2 separate regions of the Homo sapiens genome follow, and region 2 is linked to region 1. A link is an interaction called in ENCODE POLR2A ChIA-PET data of the cell type or tissue named here. Cell type or tissue: A673. All regions are shown on one strand. Links, peaks and the distances in the headings refer to the core of each region. The heading gives the core; the rest is flanking DNA. Region 1 overlaps EPB41L2 (erythrocyte membrane protein band 4.1 like 2). Region 2 holds the start of LOC102723445 (a long non-coding RNA gene).

The links. Peaks named below come from ENCODE experiments on the same cell type or tissue, not always from the same donor. Only the 100,000 strongest peaks of a DNase experiment are listed, where the experiment ranks them.
Region 2: POLR2A ChIA-PET joins it to region 1 with 8 read pairs; 3 of 35 experiments call an interaction of 5 or more read pairs at or near these places.

Annotation. Positions count from the first base shown.
Region 1 is chr6:131,038,143-131,054,214 of GRCh38, reverse strand. All of the region lies in intron 1 of EPB41L2 (erythrocyte membrane protein band 4.1 like 2), which reads left to right. Among named protein-coding and RNA genes, the nearest start is that of EPB41L2, 17 kb to the left of the region's middle. In A673, for the core only: no CTCF peak of the experiment used is centred there; no DNase peak of the experiment used is centred there.
Region 2 is chr6:131,114,441-131,130,512 of GRCh38, reverse strand. It overlaps LOC102723445 (a long non-coding RNA gene), which reads left to right and starts at 152. Exons shown (of 4, transcript XR_428022.3): 1 at 152-498; 2 at 600-776. It also overlaps a transcript of AKAP7 not described here. In A673, for the core only: no CTCF peak of the experiment used is centred there; DNase peaks (open chromatin) are centred at 4,852, 5,662, 7,792, 8,282 and 2 weaker places; H3K4me3 peaks cover 1,126 bases; H3K27ac peaks cover 5,768 bases.

The DNA of each region.
Region 1 (16,072 bases), core at 5,215-13,214:
TGAACAAACTGTGTGGGTGCCCTCAAGGTGTGTGCGACCATGGAATGGAAGACTGGAGAGATCCATGGATTCTAGCTACAGGCCTTGTTCCCCTAATACGAGCCATGAGCCAGTTGAATCTGAATGCGAAGATGGAATGAGGACCGACCGGAGTCACACTGACATCAACCCTCATGACATGGGGATAGATCAAGAAAACCACACAGGAAGCTGAGACACTGTTAGTGTCAGGGTCAGGCAAAGACCCCTGACTCCATGTTTGTGGCCATGCTGGCCATGGTTTCCTGTGCCTCCCGTTGTAAGATCAGCTGGACCACCAACTGGCAATTAAGGGCTGCACAGCCTGTAGTTGCCTTTCTCAATTAATTAAAAAACAAAAAGGGAGAAACGTTGGAGGTCGAAAGAATGAGGGTTATGATCAACTCAGTATACCACTGGAGGCTATATGAGTAAGCAACAAAATGTTTCTCATAAATGTAGAATGTTGGCAAACTGACAAACTGTGTATGCCACCCAGAAGGAATGCTGAAGGCAGTCACGCCCCAAGTGCAGTGTTTCTTGTGATTAGGTACATCTGAAGCCTGTTAGTAACAATATGAACCTGCGATCAGTTAAGCAGCTGACCAGTTGCTACCTCCTCCTCCCTGTTCTTGTTACCCAATAAATACGAAGGGCTGTGGAGCTCAGGGGGGCTGCCTTTGCTGACTAGAAGCAGGGAGCTTTTCTTCCCCTGGCCTTTCCTTTAAAACAGTTTCTTTTTTTTTTTTTTTTTTTTTTTTTATCATTTCCATGTTCGTCCCTTCGTCCCGTCTCCTAATGAGGGTCTCAAGTAGTAACAGTAGTAACTGTTGTAGTGATGGTCTCAAGTAGTAACCGTGACAGTCTGCCACAACTACTTTCACTAGTTTTGGTTTTATTTTCTGGTGTTTTGTCTCTAAATAACATGATTTTCTTGTTTCTTGATTTTTTTTTTAAAGTTTCAGAATATTTTTATGTTTTATTATTTGTTAAAATTTACTTGCTGGGCACGGTGATTCATGCCTGTAATCCCAGCACTTTGGGAGGCCGAGGCGGGCAGATCACCTGAGGTCAGGAGTTTGAGACCAGCCTAGCCAACATGGTGAAACCCCATCTCTACTAAAAATACAAAATTAGCCAGGCGTGGTGGTGCATGCCTGTAATCCCAGCTGCTCAGGAGGCGGAGACAAGGAGAATCGCTTGAACCCAGGAGGTGGAAGTTTCAGTGAGCCAAGATCGCACCATAGCACTCCAGCCTGGGCAACAAGAGCGAAACTCCTCAAAAAAAAAAATTTATATTTTTGTGTGTAGATAGTTGTTCAAATTGATGTTTCTGTAGGGGGTGAGGTTAGCAGGGCGAGTGGGGCAGAGAAGCACTAGAAAAGCCTATTCTGCCACCTTGCTGAGGTCTGCTTACTCCTGTTTCTTGATTTTTACATTTTAAATGTAATACCTGTTTGACTTTCTACCTCTAGTTAGCTTCCTTACTAACTCCCTCTTCCCATTTTCTCCTCTCTTCCAATTTCCAACTTATATATACAAAAGCTAAGTCATGTAAAGTGCTTTGATTACATGTACTTTCTTTTACAACTTTATGTTTTATCCTGAAGTTATCCTGATCCTTATCCTTTTCCTTATTCGTTTTCTTTGCACCCATCCTTGGTTCAGCTTTAAACTATGTTAGAAACTGTGAAATTCTTGCCAGTAGGATCAAACATGATATAATCTTTTGGTTCCGTTTTCTTTTTTTGTTAAAGCTATCCTTCCTGGCTGGGCCCTCCATCATCCTGGACTGGTTTTATTTCTAGAATTGCTATATAACTGTGTGCAGGGAATTCCTTCGCCTCTTTTTCTGGGCTCTATATTTCTATCTTGGTTCATTGACAAAAAGTTAGGAGTTTATCCATGAACTTGTAACCAGAACTGTTTTTGGATCTTGGCCATTAAAATCAACATCAGTGGCTGGGTGCAGTGGCTCATGCCTGTAATCTTAGCACTTCGGGAGGCTGAGGCAGTTGGATTGCCTGAGGTCAGGAGTTTGAGACCAGCCTGGCCAACATGGCAAAACCCCATCTGTACTAAAAATATAAAAATCAGCTGGGTGTGGTGGTGGGCGCCTGTAGTCCCAGCTACTTGGCAGGCTGAGGCAGGAGAATTGCTTGAACCCAGGAGGTGGAGGTTGCAGTGAGCCGAGATCATGCCACTGCACTCCAGCCTGGGTGACAGAGTAAGACTCCGTCTCAAAAAAAAAAAGAAAAAAAAAATCAACACAGCACAGGCTACATCCTAATTTCCTTAATGAAGACTTCTAGTATTTGCCCAAAAAAGTGTAAATGGCAGGTGAGTTTCTTGAGGCTTGCATGTCTTAAAATGTCTTTCTCCACTCTCAGTTTGGTTGCTCTTATAGTTTGGTTGTATATAGAATTCTGTTAGTGATTACCTTCCCTTCAAATTTTGAAGGCATCTTTTGAAGCCATTTGAAGGATGCTCTTTCTCTCACCTCAGTCCTCAAAGATATCTGGAACCTCCAATTCTTCAGGCTCTCAGGGCTTTTCCAACAATCAACTTGTTTCTCGTAGGCCCCCCACCAAAACAGTAACAGTTTTCTGCTTCCTCTGCTCTGCTAAGTCAGTTACTTTGTACATCTGCTTTCCATCTTCTAAAATTTTGTTGACATATCTGCTGGCCTGACCCCTCCCATTGTTGCTGTTGTGTGTGTGTGTGTGTGTGTTTTTTTTTTTTTTGCTTTACTTTTGTGAATTTGTTCCTTGTAAGAAAACTTTTCTCACTTCATTTTAGTGTGGTTGTGGGAGGAAACAGAAATTAGCTCATGTTAAATATATTGGATTTTGGAATTTAAATTGATTAAAAACAAAATTCCACAAGATTGCCACGGTACTCACATTTGGTAAGGACTGCAGCCATAATAAAATTATACTTGTTTCCCCATGCCAGCTGCTGGGTTGAACTTCATTTATATAGAGGGAGGTAGAAAAGTCAGGTGATTGAGTGAACATCTAGGGTGCCTGGGAGTGGATGACTGATATGTTATTGGTCAAGAAGCTACTTCCTAGGAAAAGTTCAGTAAATGTATTATATTTTTTTCCTGTGGTCTTTCAAGGAGTTCATTATAAACTCTTAGAAATATTATATACTTGAACTAGACTTAACAATACATACTCACCAAATTTGTTTTTGTTATGTATCAGAGGTGACAGCATTAGTTTAGATTTATTGAGTATCTTGGTTTGTCTGTCTTTAGACAGACATATTGTTGTCACACATATACTTGAATATTCTTTGGACCAGGCACGATGGCTCATGCCTGTAATCCCAGCACTTTGGGAGGCCAAGGCGGACAGATCATTTAAGCTCAGGAATTCAAGACCAGCCTGGGCAACATGGGGAAACCCCATCTCTATTAAATAAATAAAAGAATATTGTTTGAATATGATTTGGGGATTAGAGTAAGTTTTGAACATATGCAGGTTCTGTTAAATATTGTAAGGGTGAAAATTTCATTACTAGGTGGGACATAATTAGGGATTTACATTAATGTGAAGGTATGGATGTTAGGGATTTTCGAGTGTGGGTTTTAGGGATGGTAAAACAAAAAGGAAGGTTCTGAATATTGTAGTGAGTCAGTAGTGACTGTGAGGTCTGAGGAAATGACAGGATGATCTAATGCCTGTTATGTGATCAGTGTTAGTTAAGTTGGTTGCCCAGTGGGTTTTAGAGATTTAGACATTCAAATCTATTATGCATTAATATAGAAGATGTTGCAGGGAATAAATAAGGAAAGTATTTCCCCAGAGTATGTTGGTATACTAAATGATTTGAGTCTTTCATTTTTTTTTGGAGACAGAGTCTCGCTCTGTTGCCCAGGCTGGGGTGCAATGGCGCAATCTTGGCTCACTGCAACCTCTGCCTCCCGGGTTCAAGCGATTTTCCTGCCTTAGCCTCCTGAGTAGCTGAGATTACAGGTGCCCGCCACCACGCCCAGCTAATTTTTGTGTTTTTAGTAGAGATGGGGTTTTGCCATGTTGGCCAGGCTGGTCTCAAACTCCTGACCTCAGGTGATCTGCCCTCCTTGACCTCCCAAAGTGCTGGGATTACAGGTGTGAGCCACCGCACCCGGTCCCCATTTGATTTTTAAAACAATTTTGTACCACGGGTCTGACAAGTAAGAAGAGCGAAGAGTTTAAACTTAACCAAAGTCCTGGAGCAGTTACTAATGGAGCTTCAGGCACAGCCAAGGTCTCTTGTGTCCAGAGTTGTTCCCTCTATACTGTGCACTTTTGCCAGTTGAAGTTTTCTTGGAAAACTCAGGAAGTCTGCCAAGTTTTGTAGCTAAAGAGATGTCCTGTAGCTTTTATATATTTGTGTCTTGAGCCCTGAAGGTAGACAGAGCTCAGTCTTCCAAAAATAGTTCAATAAATGTGTCAACATTTTGAAATACTACTGAAAAAACAAGTAAAAGTCCTATGGGATTATTGGAAAATGATGCCAAATGCCTCCACAAGTATTTGAAAAGCAAATGTGGCAGTGGTTATACGCTAGACAATGGTTCATATTCAGCCTTCGCTTTTGGGGACCATTTTTATTATGATAATCTTTTACTGTTTCCCAGTACTCTGTTTAGTTGCTTCTAGACTCTGGTAGAAAAGCTACTAAGTGTCTACACTCTGGTAGAAAAGCTACTAAATGAACATCTTCTTTGGAAAATTTTCTTTAATCCACTTCTCTTAAAGAGAAAAAGGAAAACTTTTTTTCCTTAATAAAGTGGGTGAAAGTTGTGTATGGGAAAGGTCAGAATGTCAAGTACTGAGTTGGGTCTGTCCACTGCAAAGAAATCAAATTTATCCATGAACTTGTAACTAGAACTGTTTCTGGATCTTGGCCATTGAAATCAACATCAGTAAAGCCTACATCTTAATTTCCTTAATGCCAAGATTGTCTGTTTTAAATTATACACATATGGGAATGTGAATACATTCGTCTTCCCCCACCTCCCTCTGCCCGAAAACAGGAGGAAAATAAAGGTACGTTGAAGATATTCTAAACTTTTGCAGCTCTGCAATGAAGAGCTGTGGATGTGGGCTGCATATGTGGTGCAGATGTGGCTCCTACCAATTGAGGTCATTTTACCTTCATCTTCAGTGCTGCAAGCTTAAATCGAAAGAGGGTAGATTCTAGAATAGTCTATAGATCTATGATTTATGTGTTACTTGCTCTGTGTAGAACACATAATAGCAGTGAAGGATAATGTGGCATTTTTTTAAGGACTTTTTTTTTTCTGGTTAGGTTTTTTAAAGCCATGTTTGGTTAGGTTTTTTTAAAGCCATGTAGTATCTGATTATCGAAGTGTTTTTGGAAGAAAGAATGTACCATTATCAGTTACAGAAAAGTGTTCTTCTTTTTTAAACTTTTTACTATGGAAAATTTTCAATATATTCAGAAGTAGAGAATAGTAGTATAATGAACCTCGCGTATCCTCGCCTGGCTTCAACAGTTACCAGTCACATGACCAGTCTTGTTTCATCTGTATTTCCCTTTGACTCCCTGACCCACTCTCATCTTTATTTTGAAGCAAACTCCAGACATCATATAATTTTATTTGTGAATAAGTGAGATTCCCCTGCTCCCCTTTTCTTGGCATGTACTTCTTGGTCTCCCAAATAAAGCTCATATTTATTACGGATTTTGTGGAATAACAGAAAATAGATCATTTGTGACATACTGTTGTGATGTTTTTGGAATAAATATCTGAATATTGTTTTAGTCAGTAAAAGCAGTTTCACCTAAATGTAGCATTGTGGACATAGAGAATGCTTTAACCAGTGCTAAAAACAAGGAACATAAAACAAAAAATACAACAAAAACCCCAACAATTTCTAAACCAAATCTGAACTGATATTCAAATTCTAGTATGTTCTCAAGGTAATGTTAAAGTTGATGTTGTATAATTTTTTTTCCTATGAATCCTGCTTATGTTTATGTTAGATTTTATTGTTTTTAGATTTTTCTTTTCTTTTTTTCTTTTTTTTTTTTTTTTTTTGAGACAGAGTCTTGCTCTGTCGCCCAGGCCTGAGGTACAGTGGCGCGATCTCGGCTCACTGCAACCTCTGCCCCACAGATTCAAGCAGTTCTCTGCCTCAGCCTCCTGAGTAGCTGGGATTACATGTACCCGCCACTATGCCTGGCTTATTTTTGTATTTTTAGTAGAGACAGGGTTTCACCATCTTGGCCAGGCTGATTTTGAACTCCTGACCTCGTGATCCACCTGCCTTGGCCTCCCAAGTGCTGGGATTACAGGCATGAGCCACCGCGCCCAGCCGATTTTTCTTTTTTCTTTTCTTCCTCCCACCCTGCCTTCTTTCTTCCCTTCTTTTGCCTAACGTAGTTTAGAGGCAATATGTTGGAACTAGACCAAGCAAAATATTCTTTTTTAGCTGACTGAATTTTAATGGGACTATACAGTTATAAAAATCAAAGCAACCTGTTTGTATATGGTTCTGTCTGGCAGTATCGAGGGGAAGGTACATGCCTTAAACATTGATGATACACTAATTTAGAAATCGTTGTGTAAATTGTTGGCATTATAGCTGTAGCTGACAATCACTTAATGGTCGAAGTGCTTTTCCTAAATAACAGGCAGGATTTTTATGTTGGAGATAGTTTATTTTATATATTAATTTGTACTTTCAATTAAGATGTAATTATTTAATATAATTTCCTTGCAAAGACATTGAATTATAAAATATTGATAACAATAAGCACCATGTTTTGAGTACTTAATATATGTCAGACACTGTTCTATAGGCACTTTTATTTTTAAATATTTTTTTTAGAGATGGGGTCTTGCTGTGTTGTCTGGGCCGGAGTACACTGGGTACTCACAGATGTGATCATTGCATACTACAGCCTTGAACTCCTGGGCTCAAGTGATCCTTCTGTCTCAGTTTCCTGAGTACCTGGGACTAGAGGTGTGTGCCACCATGCTGGTTATCTATAAGCACTTTTACATTTATTTATTTATTTAATTCTTGTAGTAACTCTTTGTGGTAGGTACTATTATCCTAAGTATCCTATAAGAAAACTGAGGCACTGCAGTTTGAAGTAACTTGCTCAGGGTCACTCAGCCAATTAATGGTGGAGCAGCGGTTTGAACCCAGGCTGTCTAGTTCCAGAGCCTATAGCCATAACTACTGTCTTATATTATCCCTAAGAATATGTAAACGACGTCAAACCCCGATCCTATTTGCATTCCCCTCCCCACGGGTAACTATCTTGAATCAGAGCCAATACTACACTATTGCATTAGGGTATAATTTAATCATTAGGGGATAGTTTTCATGCAGAAACTAGAAAGCACTGATGAGATTCTACTCATGTTCCTTTACCAGCTTTAGTTATAAAGGGGAAGCGGGAAAATGGAAGCACGTAGAGGATAAGGTGATAACCTCCACCTTACCATCTTCCTTCTTCCCCCTTAAAAAAGAAATGGAATGTTGAGTCTATCTGGAATGTTGACAGGTTAAAAAGGAGCTGTTGAAGCCTGTCGTTCACAGTAGCATCGAAAGGTGAAAATTTGTCTCCACTTGAGTACCTTGAAATGGCAGGTGTGTTATTGGAATATTGGGCTATTGTTGGTCAGTACTGCTGAGTATAGACTTTTGTAGGTGTTTATCCTGAATCTGTAGTGACCGGAATTTCAACAAATGAGGTATTTAATACTGTTTTTTCCCTTTTGTTTCTGAAAGGAGCAGAGGATAGAAAGACAATTGTTCTAGCCTCAAGTCCCAGTACACTCATTAGTTAAGTGTGACGGTGGTCAAGTGATGTTGCTTTGTGTGTCTGTTTTCTCTTAGGTGGTTCAGGTACCCTGAAATAAATCCTAACTTATATGTCTGTTGCTCATTCATCTCTGTGTGTGGAGAAAGTGATTTAAAGTGTCCTTTCTTTAAGAAGGAAAGAGCCAGGGCATAGTGGCTCGTATCTGTAATCCTAGCACTTTGGGAGGCTGAGGCAGGAGGATTGCTTCAGTCAGGAGGTTGAGACTGGCCTGGGCAACATAGTGAAACCATGTCTCTACTAAAAAAAAAAAAAAAAAAAAAATTAGCTTCGGAGACTGAGGCGGGAGGATCCCTTGAACTCCAGAGATGGAGGCTACAGTGAGCTATGATCTTGCCACTGCACTCCAGCCTTGGTGACAGAGTCACACACTATCTCAAAAAAAAAAAAAAAAGAGAGAAAGAAAAATATAGGCGTAGATCTTGGCAAAACATTTGATAAAGTTTTCATGGTATCTTTATATCTTTATAAACAACTTTGGAAAAAATCTCTTGTGGTTTTTGTTACTGAAATTTTAACCTTGGTCATCTCCTATGCAAGATATTTTTGCCAGTGATTTTTAATGGTAACAAACAAGGATTGCTTATCAGATATACAGATTTCACAGAAGTTTATAGGGAAACCGAGTAAGCTGTTCCTAGATTGTCTTATTAGCTACAAAATGGGCTGAAATAAATAACATGAAATTTGTTGGGATGTCATTGAAAGTCTTTGAGTCTCTCCTGACATGTTTTGGCTCTTTGTTCTCCTTTTCCTTCTGTTCTTTGCAGACTTCTTTTCCTCTGACTATCCTTTCAATTTTCCTGTTTCCCAGGGTTCTGTCCTTAGCCTTTGATTCGTAGCCCTAATTTTTATCACCCAAGACTTTACCTATTTTAATCTGTTAACTCATATCTCTCTCCAGGCTAAGTCTTTCTCTTGAGTTCTGCATTTCAGTGACTTAGAAGAATCTCTGCCAGCATCTCATCATTTTTAAATGAATATTTAAATATTAAATATTCATATTAAATGAATATTTAAATATGAAATATTTTGTGTAAAATGTGGGCTGTAATGGATTATTTTGCATTGACTTAGAATATTTAGATACCTCATTTTAAGGGGTACATAGTATGCACTAATAGATATTTGTTCAATAAAGACGAGTGGAAACCATGTCCATGAAGGGTTACTGGGATGTTGAGATGAGGAGAAACTATAGCACCTGAAGAACTAGCCGTAGAAATAACTGAAGGGATAAAACTTACTGGGGGGCAACTTGTTGAGAGCTGGTGTTTGAGCACTGCCTTTCTGATTTTGTTTTTGACAAAATCTGCTGGAAGAAATATATTTTACATCTTGACCCTTTATTCAGTATGGATGTGTGTATATGTATATATATGTATGAATAACAGAAACAAGTTTCACAAATTAGTTCTTAACCTTACTGTGTATTGTGCTCTGAGATTTTCTTTTCTACTTAATAATAATAAAATTCCAGTCAATAGTCCACAAACTTAATTTCACAACTCACCAGTGGACTGTCACTGCAACTTGAAAAATTCTTTTTCCATGGATAAAACTAAGAAATTTGGAGAAGGGAAGTTTTCTGCCTGGTAGCAGAGGAACTTTTTAACAGTTGGAGAAGGCTGATGATGGAATGGGGCTGCCTTGGAATGGAGTGCTTTCCCAAGGCTTGAAGGACCCAGGCAACAGGCTGTTGGAAGGTGGGAGGAAGATTCACTGGGTGGGAGATGGAGCTTTGTGACCACCGGGGTATCTTCCAAGCTAAAGATTTTATGATTCCCATTTTATGACTTGCTGAAATTTTAAGATGATTAAAGTTATTTGAAGATGAAAAAGATTCTGAATTTTGTTTACCACGATTCTACTTTTTTGTCAAAAATGTCTCAATTGTTTTAGAAATTAATTTTTAAATTAAAAAGTTTTAAGAATTTTGTATGCTAACTGTATTTCCATTATTAACTTACTTCCATTTCCATTATTTCAATTTTTTTTTAAACAAAAAAGCATTATTGGCTGGGTGCTGTGGCTCATGCCTGTGATCCCAGCGCTTTGGGAGGCTGATGCCAGAGGATCACTTCGGCCCAGGAGTTTGAGACCAGCCGGGGCAACATGGTGAAACTCCATCTCTACAAAAAATACAAAGTAAACTTAGTTAGGCATGGTGACCAGTGCCTGTGGTCCCAGCTACTTGGGAGGCTAAGGTGGGAGAATCTCCTGAGCTCAGGAGGTCAAGGCTGCAGTGAGTGGTGATTTCACTACTGCACTCCAACCTGGACAGCAGAGTGAGACCCTGTCTCAAAAAAAAAAAAAAAAAAAAGCATTATTTAGAAAGTTTTAAATATATACAAAACTAAACTGAATAGCATATTGATTCCCCGTTCCTTTCCCACCATTCAGCTTTAACATCTGTCAGCTCATGGCTGGCTTTCTTTTATCTGTCTCTCTATTCACTTCACTTCTTACTATATTATTTGGAAGCAATTCCCAGGCATGTCATCATTCCATCTACATATACTTCACTACGTATCTATAAAAGATGAGACTCTTTAGAATACCATTATAATAACTAAATAAATTAACAGCAAATCCTTAATGTCATCACATATTCACTGTGTTCAGATTTCCATTTGTCTTTGTTTCTTTCATAGTCTCTTATTTGAATCAGGATCCAAGTTAGGTACATACATTGCGATTGTGATAGGTCTCTTCAAATCTCTTTAATCTATTGGTTCTGTCCCTTTCTTTCTTTTATATTTCCTTGCAATTTTTGTTGTTGTTGAAGAAATTGGGTTGTCCTATATCCTTCCTGCAATTTCTGTTTTTCTGATTCCATCCCTATGTAGTTTAACCTGTGCCTTCATCCTATGAATTGGTAGTACATGCAGAGGCTTTTCATCATCTTCTGGTTCAGTTTTTTTTGTTGTTGTTAATACTTCATTGGTTTTGTTATTTCTTAAAACCACTCAAAGAGTATACCTAAATACTAAATGTAAGGATGTTTGGATTTATTTATTTATTTATTTATCTTTATTTTTTAAGACAGAGTCTTACTCTGTCACCCAGGCTGGAGTGCAGCGGCGAGATTTTGGCTCACTGCAACCTCTGCATCCCGGGTTCAAGCGATTCTGCTGCCTCAGCCTCCTAAGTAGCTGGAATTACAGGAGTGTGCCACTACACCCAGCTAATTTTTTTGTATTCTTAGTAGAGACAGGGTTTTGCCATGTTTACCAGGCTGGTCTTGAACTCCTGACCTCAAGTAATCTGCCTGCCTCGGCCTCTCAAACTGTTGGGATTACAGGCCTGAGCCACCTTGCCCAGCCTCGGATTTCTTACTTGGTTCTTCATTTTTAAAATCAGCCTAAGCCAAATTCCCCATAAAAACAGATGGAACCACTTAGAAATTTGGGAAGATAATAATCCTCTGCAAACACCACATCCAAATACAGATTACACAAGAATTTCTACTCCAGCTTCATTTCCAAAAAAGAAAGGGAGAAAGCAGCTGTCTTAGTAATTTCCATGTACCACAAACCAGGTTTTCCGTTCAAGTGAGACATTTTACAGTAAAATCAGTCTTGATTTTTCTAGCACAATGATGGAAACTTTTTGGTTTTGCTAGTTAGATTTCTTACCCAGTAAGCAAGTATCCTTAGTGACTCTTTTTTTCCCCCTCTTCTTCCTTGACAGTTAGAAGTAGAAGGATAAAAGTGAGAAGATGTGAAATCAGAAAGCAACCAATTTATGTGGGAAATTAAATAAATGTGTTCTATAGTGATCCTTTGAAGGATTTTGTAATCATTTGTTTTTACTACTTATTGTGGAAATTTTTCTATGTATAAATAAAGAGGGCAGAATAATACCATCCATTTCCTCACCACCTTGTTTTTCCCCTAATGTTTAGTGCATTAAGAGATGGGGATGAAGTCACACTGCTATTCACTGGAATCTTCTTTATTATTTCATTTGTTGTATCAGGCTTGTAGTGTAGGTTTTACATCTTTTTCTTTCTTTTGTTAATGCTAGTAAATCTTTTGCTAGTTTTTATTTTAAGGTCTTTTGGCTGGTACTCATTTTGCTAGGTATTAGATGAAGATTCTATGATGAGGTGAAGATGCTGGGATTAGGGGTCATTCCCTGCATTCTTACTGAGTTTCTTTTTAAAAAAATACTTTTTATAATGGAGGTGTATGCAAACATAGAGTAGAATAATGAATCCCCACGTACCCGCCTTCCAACTAATTACTCCCATATGGCCAGTTTTCATCTGTGGACCTTCCAAACCCATGTTCCCCATTCCATGCTGGATTGTCTTAAAGCACAGTTTATCACTTCATTCACTCTTTTTAAAATAGGTCTGTGATGAGTAAGCATTAAACAAAATGAAAACCACAATACTGTTGTTACATCTAAAAAACTTACTTTCTTAAATTATCAAATATTCAATGTGTGTTCATATTTATCCAGTTGTTTCATAAATGCTTCTATAGTTAAAGTTAGAATCCAGATAAGATCTATATTATGTTTGGTTTATATGTCTCTTGAACACAGTATCTTAATATGTACTTTGTTTCTCTTCTTTTTCTTTCAGTTTATTTGTTGAAACTGTGTTGTTTTTTCTATATTCAATTGATTTGTTGAAACTCTATTGTTTGCTCTATAGAGTTTCCCACATTCTGGAATTTGTTGATTGCATCCCTGCCTGTGGTGCTGTTTAGTATGTTTCTCCCTTCTGAATTTCCTATAAATTGGTAGTAGATCTGGGGCTTACTCAGATTCAAGATTAATTGGGAGTTAGGAGTATAGAATCCTTCCTAGTTATCAGTGTATATTTCTTACTGCTTCCTATCAAGTGATACAATATAGGATTAGTTTTCTTTTTGGCATGAAGATTGATCAGTGAGCTCAGGTGTTTCTAGCTGGACTGATCCATCCATCAGTCTGATGGGAAAAGCTTGATTTCCCATTAAGCTTTTTTGCCTAATGGTTTTTAACAGCCATCGGTGATTATTGCCTAGATACATTATTTCCTTACATTAACTTTTTCCCATATGTTTTTTCCTGAAGTAATTTAAATTATGAAACATCACATTTCAGCCCTAACTTTTTTGTTATGTATTTGTAAAAAACATGGACAGTTTCCCGTTTAACCAGCACACTATTATATCAGTTGACAGTAGTTCTCTAATATTTTCTAATATCTGTGCTATGTTAAAGTCTCTCCAGTCATTCCCGTGATGTCTTGTATAGTGTGTTTGGCAAACTGGGATCCTGCCAAGGATTGCATTTAATTATGGTTATGTCACTTAAGTCACTTACAATCTAAAATAGTTCTTCTCCTTCCTTTTTCATTCCCTTTTCATGACGGTGAACTGTTGGAGAGATGCAAGATGTTACAGGTCTTGGAGAATCTTTGTTTTTCTTGGTTGGCTTAATTGTTTCTATGTGAGGGTATTTAATTCATTCGTCTAAACTCTGTATTTTCTGTAAGTAGAATTTAGATCTAAATTCTTGATTAGATTCAGAACAAACATTTTTGGTAAGGGTATTTTCATAGCCAATTTTGTATGGTTTACATTGCTTCATATCAGGCACCACATAATGCAGTTATCTCACTATTAGTGAAGCTAAGATTGAGTAAGGTGATGACAGATCTCCCTGTTGTAAAATTATAGTTTTCCCTTTGATACTGGCATATAATCTGGGAGGAGTGAGATGTTGGTACCATACAAATAGTTAGTTCCTTGACGTCTTTGACATAATAGTGTTAGTATCCATTGGTGATTTTACCTGAATCAGTTATCTCTTTGGGAATAGCAAAATGGTGATAAAATGGGATTTTTAAAGAATTGTGGTAAAATACACATACCTAAAATTAACCATTTTAGCCTTTTTTATGTGGAGACAGAGTCTCGTTCTGTTGCCCAGGCTGGAGTGCAGTGGCGCAATCCCGGCTCACTGCAACCTCTGCCTTCTGGTTTCAAGCGATTCTCATGCCTCAGCCTCCCAAGCAGCTGGGATTACAGGTGCGCACCTCCACGCCTGACTAATTCATTGTATTTTTAGTAGAGATGGGGTTTCGCCATGTTGGCCAGGCTGGTCTCGAATCCCTGGCCTCAGGTGATCTGCCTGCCTTGGCCACCCAAAGTGCTGGAATTGCAGGTGTGAGCCACTGCACCCGGCCACCATCTTGGCCATTTTTAAGTATATAGTTTAGTAGGGGTAAACCCATTCACATTGTTGTGCAACCAGTCTCTAGAACTCTTGCAACGTTAACACTCTATACCCTAAAATGGAATTTTTAAGTTTTATTATTTCTTCAATTTCATTAGGTTGCAATTTTCTGAGCAAAATAGCTTTCCCTCATTAATGTGGGCTATTTGATTACTGTGAAATACAGCCTTTTATTTGAAATGCAGGATAAATACTTAATTTTCCCCTTTATCAAATTTCAGAATAAGCTCTTGGTATAATAGTTACCTCAAGTTTTTTTTTTTTGGTTGTGTTTCTCTTTTTGAGTATCATTTTTGACTTAAGGATTTTTATATATTCAGTGTTTCAGTCAATTACAGGCATTCTTTTTGATGTTCAGATTGTCCCAACTTTGGCCATCCTCTTCAAACTGGCTCCTGTATCCTTTTGACACAACCTTGTCAGGCCTTGGAAGCAAGGAGTATGTTTATTTAAAGGCAATAATATTTCTTTTGGGGAATAACATCAAATCTCCATTGACCGTGGCACAGAAAGCATTTACATTATAGGAAAGTGCTACAGAGCACGGTGAAACCTTGATACTGAGGCCCTAATTCAGCAAATGGAAAAACAGGGTAAAGTTAGATGATCTCTAAGGCCTCTGGTCTGTGATCTTTTACTACCTATAAAACTGTTTCGCTATTTGGTTATTTTTGGAACAAAATATTTCAAGGGTTTGCGTGTTGTTAAATTTTGTGTTAAACAGCATCTTCATTACTTTCTTCCTATTCTGATAGTTTCCTGGGCCATGGATTAAAGGATTGGAAATTTGGAAATGTAGGAGTTCCCACGTATTTTACAGTTACAAAGTCCATACCCAGAGGAAGTGAGAAGGGGTTTGCGTCCTAACCTTTGCCTTTTATTCCAACATAACATAGCTAAACATTCTGTTGAGAGAAGGTCAACCTTGTAATGCTGGATCAATAAGCTGCTGTCTTGTTTCCTGCAGACAGCTTTATTTCCTCTGGTTTGGGTAAACAGATGAGGTTTCATCGAGAGTTTAAATGTATAACTGAATTTGTGAAGAACCGTTTTCTAATGGAATAACATAATACTTATATCATGTTTCTAAGCCTCTGGGAAGTCACTGTCTGACACTTAAAAAAAAATGTTGGTTTTGTAAATTGACTTTTCTTTTCTTAATGTAGAGTTTAATGTGGAAAATGGTCACTCTTTTCAGTTTTGTAAGTTTTTTCCCCAGAATAAATGTGGCTCAGTTTTATCCTTATGCTCCCAGTAGTCACTATCATGACTCTTTTGTTAGGCATTAAATACGAATTGCCAGTTTGAAATACTTTGAACACTTACTGAATGTTGGGCAGCAGTACAAATAATACAGCTGCATACCATATTAATAAAAACAAAATGCTGTGCCTTGAAAAACCATTTCTTCTCTAAGAATGAAAGAAGTATTATGGAATTCTGTGTTTATTTACCAGTGACTTACATTTTGGAGTAAATAAAAGGTTATACTGTATTTTAGTTAAAAGTATTCCTTTTCAGTGTTAGGAGGCATGGTTGATTTGTGAAATAACTTTACAAGATTATTTTTATAACTATAAGTAGACCATTACTTATTTTTAAAGAACCAGCATTTAAAAAATGTGTGAAATTGCTTTAACTGTGAATACTGTTATATCTAGTAAATAAAGTTATTCTATGAATTTTCCAGATGGTGATAGCAACTAGAATAATTTGATTCATCATTTCTGTCTCATTCATGATATTAATGAATTGTGAATAAGTACAATTAAAATCTGCACTGGATTGTCCCATATAAGACTCTACAGGCTTGGTGTTTCTTAAATGAGAAATATCAGTATATATTTTTAGAGAAGTAGTTATTTTCTGCATCACTGTATGAAGGATTTAAGGCATTGAATAGGGAATAACTATGATAAATTGCTTAAAATTTTATTATATTGCTTAAATTGCTTATATTTCT
Region 2 (16,072 bases), core at 3,308-11,307, 78 kb before region 1:
ACCAGCCTGACCAACATGGCAAAACCCTGTCTCTACTAACAATACAAAATTAGCCAGGCGTGGCGGCACATGCCTGTAATTCCAGCTACTCAGGAGGCTGGAGCAGAGAATCGCTCGAACTCAGGAGGCAGAGGTTGCAGAGGTGCAGTGAGCCAAGATTGTGCCTGGGCAACAAGAGTGAAACTCCATCTCAAAAAAAGAGAAAAGAACAACTTCTCCCTACACATTACACTCTGCTAAGAGTAGAGCAGGTTGAGCTGCATCACAGAAGATTTTTGGGACCTATAAGAATTACAGAATTCCTTGAGATACAGCAAGTTTCTTTACAGACACTGCCCCATTTCCCCCAGAGGGCAAGGTACAATGATTGCTGAAATAATTGGATGGGAAGTGTTCAGGTTCAGATTGCCACACTGTTCCTGAAACATGACCCATTTCTGACTTTCAGGAACTACTACTAAATTGACTCATTCACCCTGCCCGACTCCTTTCTTTATGGTGAGTTCTCTCTTCAGGTCCCTCATTTCTCTTCTGTGATACGGTCCTGACCTAGTGAATTTCTACCAAAACAATTGACTCTGTTTTAATTCTTGCCCTAGGATGTTCCTTGGTCCCCATAGAAACTAAAGTTGCAAATGGTTACAAAAAAGGATGACATCATGCAGTTCTACAAGACACGGCCAAATATCAGTACAAAGCTAACTGGGACCCTTGGTGACCCAAGGTAACTCGGGGTGACATTTCATTTTGCTGGAAGAAGAATATGTGTTTAACATGTAAGCTTTTCAATTAATGTTTGAGTATAATATTTTTAAGAAAGCACTACACCTATTTAATAATAGACTTATTTCAGTAGTCAGACACAGTTGAAGGGCCTGATAATATTTAATAACAGAATGCAACATTTTAAATTATTTTAAATATTTCTAACTACAAATCTAAAATTTTATGTAAGTAACATGTTGTTTTATGATATTTTTAAATTCAGAAAAACTTATGGAATAAAATGTAAAATTATCTATAATTGTATCTTTTTAGACATAGATATACATACACATATAAACACATACTCCTGCAGCATATATTTTATAAAAATGAAATCATGTCACATTATGGCATCATAAGCTACTTTTGTCTTTTACAAGATATTGTGACTAATTTCTCATGTCATTAAGCATTCTTCTATATTTTATATTATTCTTTCAATCATGCATTTTTTTTTTTTTTTGACAGAGTCTTGCTCTGTCACCCAGGCTAGAGTGCAGTGGCATGATCTTGGCTCACTGCAACTTCCGCCTCTCGGGTTCAAGCAATTCTCCTGCCTCAGCCTCCCTGGTAGCTGGGACTACAGTCACCTGACACCACACCTGGCTAATTTTTGTATTTTTAGTAGAGACCAAATTTCACCATGTTGGCTAGGCTGGTCCCGAACTCCTGACCTCAAGTGATCCACCCACCTCGGCCTCCCAAAGTGCTGGGATTACAGGCGTGAGCCACCGCACCCAGCTCAATCATGCATATTATATCCTTATATAAATATATCATAATGTATTTGACCAATTGCCAATGTCATTGTTCAACCTCATTTAAATTCATCTCAGTTTTTCTGTGTTAAAAATAATTCTATGATAAGTACATTTTTCTGTAATTAGTTTAAATTTTTTAATTATTTCCTTTTTTTTTTTTTTTTGAGATGGAGTTTCACTCTTTTTGCCCAGGTTGGAGTGCAATGGCATGATCTCAGCTCACTGCAACCTCCATCTCCTGGGTTCAAATGAGTCTCCTGCCTCAGCTTCCTGAGTAGCTGGGATTACAGGCACACGCCACCACGCCTGGCTAATTTTGTATTCTTAGTAGAGATGGGGTTTCGCCATGTTAGCCAGGCTGATCTCAAACTTCTGACCTCAGGGGATCCGCCTGCCTTGGCCTCCCAAAGCTCTGGGATTTACAGATGTGAGCCACCACACCCAGCCTTAAATTATTTATTTAAAATAAATTCCCAGAAGGAGGTGTGATAGGTAATAGATTCTAAATTATTACAAGCCTTTTGAAATGTGTTGCCAAATTATCCACCAAAAACTTCATGCAAATCTATATGCTTATAAGCAGTTCATGAAAGTTTATTATCCATCCCACTAACCCTCATTTTCTATTTACAATGTTCAAATGGCTGTTATTTTACCTCTTATTTCTTTTATTATTAATAAATCTGCATATTATTTCATGTGTTTCGTAACCACTTGCACACCTCTCTTTATAAAAAGCTTCTGCTTATTTTTCTTCTAAATCGTTTACCTTTTTCTACTACTTTATAAAATCCATTATTTTATTATATTTTTAACTTTTATTTTAGGTTCAGGGGTACATGTGCAGGTTTTTATATAGGTAAACGCATGTCACGGGAGCTTGGTGTACATATAATTTTGCCACCTTGATAGGAGGCTAGTTACTTTTTCCGATCCTCTCCCTGCGTCCACCCTCCACACTCAAATAGTCCCCAGTGTCTGTTGTTTCCTTCTTTGTGTCCACTTGTTCTCATTATTTAGCTCCCACTTACAAGTGAGAACATGCAGTATTTGGTTTTCTGTTCCTGTGTTAGTTTGCTAAGGATAATGGCCTCCAGCTCCATCCATATTCCTGCAAAGGACATGATTTCATTCTTTATTATGGTTGCATAGTATTCCATGGTGTATAGGTACTATATTTTCTTTATGCAGTCTACTGTTGATGGGCATTTAGGGTGATTCTATGTCTTTGCTATTGTGAATAGTGCTGCAATGAATATATATGTGTGCATGTCTTTCTGGTAGAATGAAAATCGATTACTTTAAATACTTTGTCATATATACTGAAAACATTTCCCCTAGTTTGTTATTTGTATTTTAATTCGTATATAGAAGTTTATAATGTGCAGAATTTGAAAATTTGTATGTAGTCTTATGTATTAATTTTCCTTAGTGGTTTTATTTCTTTGCTCTAATGATTTAAATGTTTTCCTTTCATTCCCTTTCATTTAAATGTTTCCTTTCCTCTATGGATTGTTTATAGTGGCTTCTACTTCTTTACTTCTGAACTTATTTGGTTGTATCTTATGAGATAGGGACTTTTTCTCTAAAGAAATCAAATGTCCAAGTGCCATCATGACATACAACCTATGGTCAAGGACTTCAAGGTCTGGGACCAGATGCAGTGGCTTAGGCATGTAATCCCAGCACTTTGGGAGGCCAAGGTGGGCAGATGACTTGAGGTCAGGAGTTAGAGACCAGCCTGGCCAACATCTCTACTAAAAATACAAAAAAATTAACCGGTCATGGTAGCATATGCCTGTAATCCCAGCTACTCAGGAGGCTAAGGCAGGAAAATCGCTTGCATCCAGGAGGCAGAGGTTACAGTGAGCCGAGATCGCGCCACTGCACTCCAGCCTGGGAGACAGAGCCAGACTCTGTCTCAAAAAAACAAAAAAAAAACAAAGCAAAATGAAACAAAAGAACTTCCAGGTCTATTTTCCCCACAAATCTACCTGCCCTGTCTCTTTTTCTCAGGTCATACTTTTCATCAGTCAATCTCACAAACTAAACTATGCTCATGTACTAAGTCCCAGTGAATTATTTTGGCAAAAATAATGGCAGGAAAACACTCTGTACACCTGATATGCAGGCAGCCACTTAGCCATTAAATTACTCCGATTTCTCTTTGTTCAAACCTCAGTTCTGGTCCTTGTAACCACACCATGAGCAGGGAAGGCTAATGGAGCAGCAGAGGGAGACAAGACGCATGAATATGGAGTTCCCTAGGATTCAGGTAGTGTGGCCCATTCACGCCACGAGCATTTAATTCTAAGTATATTAATGTATGCTGCTTCTTTCCCCTGCTTCTCCATGAGGGCAGGGATTTTATAGTCTCCATCCAAAGTCTAGTATGCAGGAGTTTCTAAATAAATGTTTATTGAGTTAGTTATTTAATGAACTTTCTAGAGATTGAACCTAATCTTAAAGAGTCAACTCTAATGGAAGCCAAGGATGGAGATTTTGGAGGTTTGAAGGCCTTTTGGCTGTTGTTTTTGCCTGCTCATAAATCTAATAATACCTGTGGACATTTACTTCTAGCATCATAAACTTGTTACATTTGTGGATATCGACTCAACATTTGCATCGCTAATTCATTCCTCAAGCATTACCCATGAAATGAAGGAATATTGTAATTAGTAATTCTTGGTACCCTGCCTATTTTCAATAAAAGGAAAAAGAAAAAAGTAAGCAAGAAAGAAAAGACAGCCAGCATATTCAATTACAGTATTGTCACATGTAAATAATCTGAGCAACCAAAAATAAGCCATAAATGTGTTTACCAAGATAAATTATTATAAATGATCTCAAGCCTCAAATTTGTCCAGAAATATAACTTATTTATTAAAGTGACTACTTATTTAATAACACAATGCCAATTGGAGAGAGGACACCTTCATGGCAGACAGAACATTTTTCTAAAATCATGTCATGTAGAAAATTATCCTAATGCCACATAGCCTCCAAGTCCACTGCCAGACAAGCTATCACAGAGATCATGGAAATGAAAGACTTCAAGACCAAATTAAACTGTTCACATCAACAGTTTATTAAATCAACTTAAAACACATAGCGAGAAAAGGGGGAAACAAGCAGCATACATTAATATACTTAGGATTGGATGTTCGTGGCATGAATGGGCCACACTACCTGAATCCTGAGGAACTCCATATTCATCCATCTTGTCTCCCTCTGCTGCTTCATTAGCCTTCCCTGCTGGTGGTGTGGTTACAAGGACCAGAATTCAGGTTTGAACAAAGGGTTCCATATATTTAAGGCTGCCTAAGCCACTTGCTGTATTGGAAGGATGCAAGGACAAGTACATCTGGCCACAGGGGCCTCATATATATGCAATGACTCATGATTATTAGGCATTTCTTTATCATTCCATCCCTTTTAACATGCATCTACATTTAACATATACATACATACTTTACTTACTAACCAGTTATCTATGTGTAACACATCTTAGTTCATTAATTTCAGTTTTCTTCTATAACAGATCTTAATGTTCTCAAACAATATAACATGTGCATGTTACAAATCTCTAACACAATTCCCTGACTGCTTAATCGGCTGTTGTTGTACCAAACTTTTATAACTCATCTTGAATTTCAACTTGGCATGAAAATCCTCCAGAAAGTTTGGCCTCAACTTTTGGTGTTCATTTATTTTTCCTAATAGTGACCAGCTCTGATTCTGGTTATTTCCAAAGTAACAGTAAAAGGAAAATGTTGTTTACCTATCTAGATTTTCCTCTCACTCCTAAGATCTGTACGTTTCCCACCCACTTAGATCCTTATTAAAAACTCCTTTACTTGAAATGCACCTTTTTATTCATCCTTGCTCTTCTTAATTCAAAAGAAAGAAGGAAAGAAGAAAGAAAGAGAGAGAGGGAGGGAGGGAGGGAAGGAGGGAGGGAGGGAAAGAAGAAAGGAAGGAAGGAACTAAAGAAGGAAGGAAGGAAGGAAGGAAGGAAGGAAGGAAGGAAGGAAGGAAGGAAGAAAGGAAGTCAGTTAGTTTATTAAGGTCTCAGCCTGGGCCTATTATTAGGTGGAACAAGTGTTCTCATTCACCTTCCTTTTCCCTCATTTGAGTTTTCTGTAGCCAATTCTGCCACAAAAATTTTGAATTTCCACAGTAGGCAACCACGAGAAAGCACTGCCTCCCTGTTCTCCCTCAGGACTTTTGCTGAATATATCACAGGCAGAGTGACCAGCTGTCCTGGTTTGCCCAGGACTGTTCAGTTTTAGCACTGAACGTCCCATATCCCAGGAAACCCCTCAGTTAGAGAGCCAGGAAGGGCTTGGAAGGGGAGGTAGTATTTAAGACCAGATTTGAAAATGAGTGGATTAAGGGCACAATACATTCCAGGGTTGTGAAGACAGGACTGTGCAGGTAGATGCTAAAGAGAGTGGGTCTACCAGTTTGGCTGGTTTGAGTGACGGAGGACTGGGAGACAAGGCTGGAAAATTTGGTTGGGACCAGATTATGGAAAGTCTTAAATGCCAGGCTAGGCAAATGGGACTTTATTACATCAGAATTGGAATTTGTTCAAGAACTCTGACCTTGGAACTGACATGATGAAGGATAACTCTGGAAAGACACATCTTTCAGGTCTGTGCAGGATTTATTGGAGGGGACAGAGAATCAAAGCCCCAAGCCCAGTTAGTTCACTGCCATACTACAATAATCCAAGTATAAGGGACAGAAATCTAAACAACAGTGTTGGCCTAGAAATGAAATAAAAGTGATAGAGTTAAGAGTTTGCAAGACAATAGTAAGTGAAACTCAGCAATTGATAATGTGGAGAAAGAGAAAGAGTTGGCTGATGCCAGAACATTAGAAGCAGAGTGAATTGGGTATTCCCAGAGAAGCCCAGAACAAAGAGGATGAGGAGTGGAAGAATGGAGAGAGGGGTGAGAGCGGAGTGAGCAGGATGGCGGACAGTGTGTGCTGAGGAGTGGGATCCTTCCCTGGATCTCACATACCTTCAATAAAGTCAATAATTAAGTTCACCACTCTTAGTTGTGAATGATTTTGTTCTGGAAACCAAGGAGATGGCTGAGAAACACAGAGCACACGAGGACCCCCTGTGCCTAGAGGCTGAAAGAGTCCTGTGATTATAAACCCCTAAGAATTGGCAGAAATCTTAGGGAGGGGCTAGACTTTCACATGCCATCAGAATTTGAGTCCCTTTAACTAGATCTTCAGAGGTGGGAGTGACATTGAGCTAAATTCTATTTAAATCCTAAAAAGGAACCAGTAAAGAGAGACAGAAAAGGAAAAACACTGGCTGGGCGCGGTGGCTCATGCCTATAATCCCAGCACTTTGGGAGGCCGAGGCGGGTGGATCATTCAAAGTCGGGAGTTCGAGACCAGCCTAACCAACATGGTGAAACCCCATCTCTACTAAAAACTCCACCAGGCATGGTGGCACGCACCTGTAGTCCTGGCTGCTTGAGAGGCTGAGGCAGGAGAATTGCTTGAACCCAGGAAGTAGAGGTTGTAGTGAGCTGAGATCGCACCACTATACACCAGCCTGGGTGATGAAGTGAGATTCTGTCAAAAAAAAAACCAAAAAAACCAAAACTGAATAATGGGGGTGAGAGCTATAGAGTCTGTTCAAATGAAGGCAGTGATCTCACACAGGATGGAAGCAAGTTAAGGAAAGATGGGTCCTGGTAAGTATTTGGATGGGTCGTGATTAAGGGAACTACTTTCTAAAGATGTCAATTTGCTTGATGGAAATAAGTGAAGTCATTTGCTGGGAGGAGAGGAAGACACTGAGGAAGGACTCTTGGCAATTTGGAAGTTATAGGTGTACAAGTGATCATTGAAACTATGGATGTGGATGAGGTCACCGAGAGAGGGTATATAAAGTTAGAAAATTAGAGGGCTGCAGACGGAAGACCTTCACTATCTTTGCGATTAGAATCTGAATTTTTTTTTTTTACATTTTGTCAGCTGCCTGAATTATTACATACTTAATGCATTTCTTCTTTTCTGGCCAAGAATAAGAAATAAACACTGTTGAGGACATTTACATCCAGAACATTGATTCTTTTTCTTCAGTTAAAATAAAAGAGATCATTTACTTATTACGAGGTATACTCTAGCTTGTATTATTTACTCAGAAGATAATGATGTCTTATATTGTGGATTTTGAGATAATCTCTATTTTTATACACTGAAGTAGTTAGTGTTCCTGACCACATTTTGAGCAAATGCCAGATTGGCAGATTAGGCTTAACAGCTCTAATTAGGCTTCCTGAATTTGATTAGTGCTAGGGATTAGTTTCTTCTTTGATAGTTTATTTCACAAGATTTCTTAGTTTGAAACTGTGTTTTGCTGACTATTTTTGGTATCATATACATCATATAAACCATCATTATACATTCCAATAGACCATTCTTCATTGATGATTTGTTGTTGTTATTCCCTGGTAAGATTTTCTGAATACTAAAAGGAAAATATTAAGAGCGATATCAAATTTCACTTTCTGGGTCATCAGGGCTCTATATTACTATTTGTTGGTTTCATTATCTTCCTAACGTGCCGGAAATTATTGATGCAGTTTATGTTCAAACTTCTCATTGTTCATTCTAAAATGTGTGTTACAATTGTTTTTTCAGGAAGATATTAACATAGATTATAGTAATAGGATATTAATATCTGGGCTAGCAGATTTTACATCTTATTCAACTTAGTCATCTCATTGCTTATTTGGCATAAGTATTCCTCGTTTTTTAGTTGTGCAATTGATATTTAAAACAGGCATCATACAAGCCTTAACTGGCAATGCTAATCTTATTTGCATTCCAATTAGAGTATAATTGACAATTACACTATGAGGTTTTCTTTGAATATTGTAAGAATTAGAAGATACAAGAAGTGGAAAAAGTAGTAAAACTTTAAGAGTACTAGAGAGAAATAGAATCAGAGTGGGAGGAAATTTGAGTCTATTTTCCCTTACACAGTAAAATATTTCCTTACAGATGGTCATCTATTTGAATACATGGTCCAACTAAAAGCTCTTTGTCTAAATATTGTGTGGTTTCAAACGGCAAATATCTTCATTGTCTATTGATTGATCTAGTAATATAGTGAAAGACAAAATAATTATAGCCAACCAAACTGCAAAAATTCCTTTACTATAAAGTATTAGCTACAAGGCAGGCATGGTGGCTCATGCCTGTAATCCTAGCACTTTGAGGGGCAAAGGCAAGTGGATCCCTTGAGCCCAGGGGTTCAAGACCAGCCTGGGCAACATGACAAATCCCATCTCTACAAAAAGTGCAAAAATTAGCCAGGCGTGGTGGTGTGCACCTGTAGTCCCAGCTACTTAGGAGGCCGAGGTGGGAGAATCTCCTGAGCCCAGGGAGGTGGAGGCTGCAGTGAACTATGGTTGAGCCACGGCACTCCAGCCCAAGTGACAGAGTAAGACTCTATTTCAAAAAAAAAAAAAAGAAAGAAAATATTAATTACCCAAGGTCCTCTGATTTTTTTCATTCTTTTATCACTTCAGAGTAACAGTAAATTTTATAGACATAATTTATATATATATAAACCATATATAATACTATGCCACTTTTAATTAATATCTTTCAAATATCTCTCTCAAATAGGTATTTTATATATATAATAATTTGTATTATATTATAATGCCTTATTGTGTTAATATGCAATCATTTGTTTAACCAGTCCCCAAATCTTGAGCATTTCCAGTAGAATCCACTTACAAATATCCTTGGATTTTTTTCTCTTTCATTTGTATCATTTTCTTGATCCATATACCAAAAGTAAATTTATCAAATTAAGAGGAATGTTCCATTTTATGGGGTTTTGGGGGTTTTTTGTTTGTTTATTTTTGTTGGTTTTTTTTTTGCGTAGGTAAAATATGGTAGTCATATGATGACAATCTATACAGCAATTACAGAGGATGGACTGATCTACATTAACTAACATGCACAGATCTCAAAAACATCATTAAGCAAAGCAAACAAATTGCTAAACAATTCAATATACCATTTGCATTAAACACACTATTTCCAATGAGTTCATATATGTATGTAAAAATATTAAAGTCTAAATGGAAGTATAACAAACATAACAGCCATTAAGAGGGGAAGGGACAGGAATGGGGAGTGGTTGGTAGCTGAATGACAGTATCTTTATAACAACCTAGTTTCTCAAAAGGATAATGAATTCATGCATTGCTTGGGTAATTAGAATGGATTTAACTTTTAAAACAAAAAAGCTGGCTGGGCACGGTGGCTCATGCCTATAATCCCAGCACTTTGGGAGGCCAAGGTGGGTGGATCATGAGGTCCAGAGATCGAGACCATCCTGGCCAACATGGTGAAAACCCGTCTCTACTAAAAATACAAAAATTTGCCTGGCATGGTGGCACATGCCTGTAATCCCAGCTACTCAGGAGGCTGAGGCAGGAGAATTGTTGAACCCAGGAGGTGGAGGTTGTAGTGAACCGAGATCACGCCACTGCTCTCCAGCCTGGCGACAGAGTGAGACTCTGTCTCAAAAAAAAAAAAAGCAAAAAAGCCATATACAGATTTGAATAAAAGAGTGATGGTGTTCATGAATGAGTGAAGGCTGAGCTCATCGCACCAGGCTTTGCTGCCTCTGCATGACCCTTGTAGCTAATGAGGTTAGTTCCTAAAAGGAATCTCACACGTGTTAGGCTGGGATGTGGCCCAGCATACCTCTCCCCTATTTCCTCACAACCCAGATTGGTGCTCAGCCACCCGGTTACCATACATGATTGAAGCTACAGGCTTCCTCAGGCGCTCCACTTACCAAGTAGACCTCATCAGGGCCCTGAAACTTTTATTTTTTTACTTTATTTTATTTTATTGTATTTTTTAAGAATAATAAGTAGCATAAAAAGCATCTGCTTCCCCAAAGCCCTTACTACACTGGGTTTATTATTTACTTGATGTTTTCTAAATCATCAGCAGTGCTGACATTTTTCTATTGGTCAAATATTTATCAAATGCCTAATAAATTCCCAAAAACTCACTGTGTCTTGTAAATAGGCATCATTTGTTCAAGGGGCAGCATGGCGAAGTGGTTAAGGGTATCACTTTGAAAGCCGGATTTCTATCTGTGAAAAGCTTTAGAGGCAGGCCTCCCATACTATTACAGTTTCCTGTAAAATTAAGTATGAGCTCTTCAGCTGTGGATCTGAGGCCTGCCACAATTCATTTCTACACACTTTTTTTTTCTCATTGATAATTATTCTCTAACATCTTTCAAATGGATCAAATTAATAATTTTTTGTTCCCTAACTATCTTTGAAAACGATGTCCAACAACTATATTGTAGTGTATGATACTCACTTCACCTAAAATGCCTTCTGTATCACCTGAAGGAAAAGTTTCAGTCTTTCCTTTTATGACCATCTCATATATCCCCTTCATCTGATCTTTCCAACCAAATAAGGATACTTTCTACTCTGAAAACTTCCTCTGCTTTATTTTTACCTCTTTTGGGGTGATTAAAATATTTTAGCTTTCATTATAAATAATTCTCTTACGAGATAGTTAACACTTTAAGGGAGTCTAACACTTTGCTTAGCACATAGGACAGATTTGATTTTTTTTCCAAAATAAATGATGAATTGACTGATCCATGTTCACACACCGAGGCCTCATTTCATCTGTGCTAAAAATGTGAAGTAGCAAATCCAGGAAATTTCCAGATAATTAAAAAAATTAATTGATTTTCTAGCAATTTCCTGACCAAAGCCTTGAAGAAACTACACTTCTTTTTTTTTTTCTTTTTTCTTTTTTTTTTTTTTGAGACACAGTCTGGCTCTGTTGCCCAGGCTGGAGTGCAGTGGCACAATTTTGGCTCACTGCAACCTTTGCCTCCTGGGTTCAAGGGATTCTCGTGTCTCGGCCTCCAGAGTAGCTGGGACTACAAGTGTGTGCACCACACCTAGCTAATTTTTTATAGTTTTAGTAGAGACAGAGTTTTGCCATGTTGGCCAGGCTGGTCTCGAACTCCTGATCTCAGGTGATCCACCCGTCTCGGCCTCCCAAAGTGCTGGGATTACAGGTGTAAGCCACCATTCCCAGCCTTCTCTTTTTTCTTAATCAATATTTGCCTCATTTTCTCTGTGGAAATGTGACTTTCATAGATCCCAGGGTTGAATCTCAAAGTGTTTGCCCCCAAGACCTTGATGTAATCGGACAAAAGGAAGAAACGCATCATTGGCTTCATTCCACTGTCTGGAGGGCTTAGCACTTTATATCCCTCAACCCTGGCCTCTGGTGTACTCTCCACAATTACTGGGCTCTTGTTTGTTGACCCCTCTCCAATGTATTTGACTTATTTTGGATTGATTGCGTCCCCCCTGCAACCCCTTCATTCCATTTTTTCTCCTCTTCTAATTTGGAAGTGATATTCTCTATGTTGATTGTTTTAAAGGAGTTATCCTAAATAATTAACAGGCATACTTAAAAAAATCTAAAGTTAATGTCTTTACCTTCTCCCCAAATAACACAAGGACCTTCAAAAATTTTAACTTCGACTACTGCCCTGAATTATATGCTGTTATAATCTCTCTTCTCTCTGACAATTGTTAAAAATCATCTCTTTATCTTTGGAGCTTTATAGTTTTAGCAATCTAAGCATGAATTTATTTTACTTATTCTGCTTGAAAACATTGGGCTTCCTGATTCTGAAAACTGGTATCTCTCAAAAGTTTAGAAAAAGCACCCATTTGCTATTTTATTATTGTCTATTTCCCCATAATCTTTTTCTTTCCTTCTTCCAGAACTCTAATTATGTTACGAAGTCTGACTTTGTCCTCAATTCCCTTTAGACTCTCTATACAATAGTTCCCCCTTCTCTGTGGTTTCACTTTCCATGTTCAGTTACTCACAGAACAGTACAATATATCTTAATATTTTGAAAGAGGCGAGGTGTGATGGCTCACACCTGTAATCCCAGCACTTTGGGAGGTTGAGGCAGGCGCATCACTTGAGGTAAGGAGTTCAAGACCAGCCTGGCCAACATAGTGAAATCTTTTCTCTACCAAAAACACAAAAATTAGCTGGGTGTGGTGGCATATGCCTATAATCCCAGCTACTTGGGAGGCTGAGGCATGAGAATCACTTGAACCCTAGAGGCAGAAGTTGCAGTGAGCCCAGATTGTGCCACTGCACTCCAGCCTGGGCAACAGAGTGAGATTCTGTCTCAAAAACCAAGAAAAAAAAGATATTTTGAAAGAGAGGGAAAGACCACATTCACATAATTTTTATTATAGTATATTGTTACAATTGTTCTGTTTTATTTTTAGTTATTGGTGTTAATCTCTTACTGTGCCCAATTTATAAATTAAACTTTATCATAGGTACATATGTATAGGAAAAAACAGTCTTATATATGTAAGATTTAGTACTATTTGCAGTTTCAGGCTTCCACTGGGGGGTCTTAGAACATATTCCCCTCAGATAAAGGGGGACTACTGTATTTTCCAACTCTTTGTTTCTCTGAGCGTAATTTTAAACAAGCCCATTAAATGTTTCCTCCAGTTCACTAATCCTTTCTTCAGCTTTGTCTAATATGCTATTTCTCCAGCTTTTGAATTTTGAACTTCAGGTATTATATTTTTCATTCCTAGGCCATCCATTTGGTTCTTTTTCAAATCTACTTGAATTTTTTCTAGTCTATTGTTCCTGTTTGCAGGTTTTTACTTCTTTAAACATACTAACCACATTATTTTCTAGTCTATATTTGATCATTCTAATATCTGAAATCTTTGCATATTTTATTATAATAACCTTTCTGGCTTTCTTTCTGGTTCATACTTACATTACCTTTATTTCTTATATGTTTTGTGTTTTTTTTTTTTCATTGTGAGCTTGTATTCGATCTTTATCTGAGGAAATTCTTTGAAGCCTGGTTTGAAGTTGCATTCCTCCAAAAAGAATATCGTTTTATTTGTGTCACCAGGGGGCACTATTAACCTGGAACAACTTAAATTCCTTACTTGGCGTTTCATACTACATTGGTAGGGTTGCCAAATAGAATACAGGGCATCCAGTTATGTTTACATTTCAAATAAACAAGAAATTATTTTTTGTGCAATATTTGGGACATACTTATACTAAAAAGTATTCATTGTTTATCTGAATTCAAGTTTAACTACGGATGCTCTATTTTTATTTGCTAAATTTTGCAGCGCTATGCATCACTAGCTTGAATCTGGCTTTAGACCCACATAAGCACTTGGTTGAGTTTATGAATTCTCAGAGAATTTTTTTTCCTCTTCTCCCAGGGCAAAAGTTGAGAGAGGCAAGTTTTCAATGTCTTCTTCTTTAGATAGACATATTTCTTGCTCACTTGTATACTGAGAGTGTTGCCATTAGAAACTTAGCTCTATGCAGGGATCACCTATTAGATTCCTCACCATAGGCCGATCTGTTATCCTCTGCATACCATTTCTCAAAATGTAAATTCAAGGTCCCTTAGGTTGACCCTTAGGGTGAAAACGTGCCTCAGAAATCATTTACCTTTCAGGAGTCTTTTCTTTTCTTTTTTTCTTTGTTGTTGTTTCCATAGATTCCTTACAGTTTTGCCTGCTATATAAAAGCATTTAACATATTATTTATATAGTATATTCAGTACTTGGAGGTTTTTTCAGGCGGCCAGTAGGAGAGAAGGTATTGGGAGTGGGGCCATTCAGAGTATCTCAAATGCTATTCCATCAGAACTAGATATCCTTCAATCCATTCCTGCTGAATCTGCCTTCTGGTATTCTTGGTGTCTCCTTGAAGTTACAGTGTTCCACAACAGTACGTGGGTCTATTCCAGAGTAGTTAGTATCGTGTGTCTTTGCTTTCATACTCTGCAAAAACTGGTGATCTCTCCAGTGACAGAGTACAAGACCTTGCTCTAAGCTCAATCTAATGACTTGGGCATGGTACCACATTAATTTCCTACCAGTGCTCTTTCTCTGAGGCTAGAATCTAGTTCCCTGTGACCTAAATTCTTGGGGAGTTCTACAGTGTATTAATCTAATGCTGCCACCACCACTACCTCAATACCTCAGCATGTCTTCTGAGTTAGTCCTCAGGAATCCCATTCAAACTGGTGTGTCTTAACTACAGTTTCTGGAAACACACCTAAGATTCCACATGGGATTAGCCTTAGATTAGTTTTTTAGTTTCTTTTAGGAAGATCAGTTTTCAGATCAGGATTAGATTCCACTGGGCAACTCTACCTTCATGGGTGAGTGACTAGCAGCTTCTTCCTCGTCCCTATCAGTCCCAGTGTCAGAGGTTTAGTTTGTCTTTCTTCCAGGCCCACCCAGCACAATACACCTTCAGTGGTGTGCTAGAGCTGGCTTATACCAGATTGCAAGAGTCAACTTTTAAACTTTCAGGAATCTTGAGTGCTGGTTATTAAGTCCAGCTATTATTAAAAATTAAATTAGGGAGACATAATCAAATAAATTATATTTAAAACAATGGTAACTATAAAACTCTTAGAAGAAAACATAGGAGTTAATCTCTCTGCTTTGGATTAGGCAATGATTTTTTAAATACGACATGACATCAAAAGTGCAAACCACAAAAGAAAAATTAAATAGGCCGGGCGCAATGGCTCATGCCTATAATCCCAGCACTTTGGGAGGCTGAGGTGGGCAGATTACTTCAGGTCGGGAGTTCGAGACCAGCCTGACCAACATGGAGAAACCCCACCTCTACTAAAAATACAAAAATTAGCTCGGTATGGTGGCGCATGCCTGTAATCCCAGCTACTCAGGAGGCTGAAGCAGGAGAATCGCCTGAACCCAGGAGGTGGAGATTGCAGTGAGCCGAGATTGCGCCATTGCACTCCAGCCTAGGCAACAAAAGCAAAACTCCATCTCAAAAAAATATAACTAAAACTAAAATAAATACATAAATCAAAATTTAAAAGTTTCATGCTTCAAAGGACACTATCAAGAAAGTGAAAGTACAGCCGATATAATGGGAGAAAATATTTGCAAATCATACAAGGGCCTTCAAAAAGTTCATGGAAAATGCATATTATGAAAACATTATGCATGGATTTCAAGTTGTTTTTGCACCAAAATAAACTCATACTAACTTGTTATAAAATATCTGAAGAGGATCTACATTGGGACACTAAGAAGGCTAAGACATCAGTTTGAAAAGAGCTTCTATCAGAGCAATATGACTTCTGCTAAAATTGAAGCAAGAATAAACATCAAATTTATGGTGAAATTTTGGTGAGAGAATGGTGAAATCATTAATGATTTACAAAAAGTTAACGAGAACAATTTCCCAAAGAAATCAGCAGTTTACAAATGGATAACTTGGTTTAAGAAGGGATGAGACAATTTTAAAGAAAAAGCCTACAGTGGGAGACCATCACATCAATTTTCAAGGAAAAAAATTAATCTTGCTCTTGCCCTATCTGAAGAGGATTGACAAATAACAGCAGAAACAATATCAATACCATAGGCATC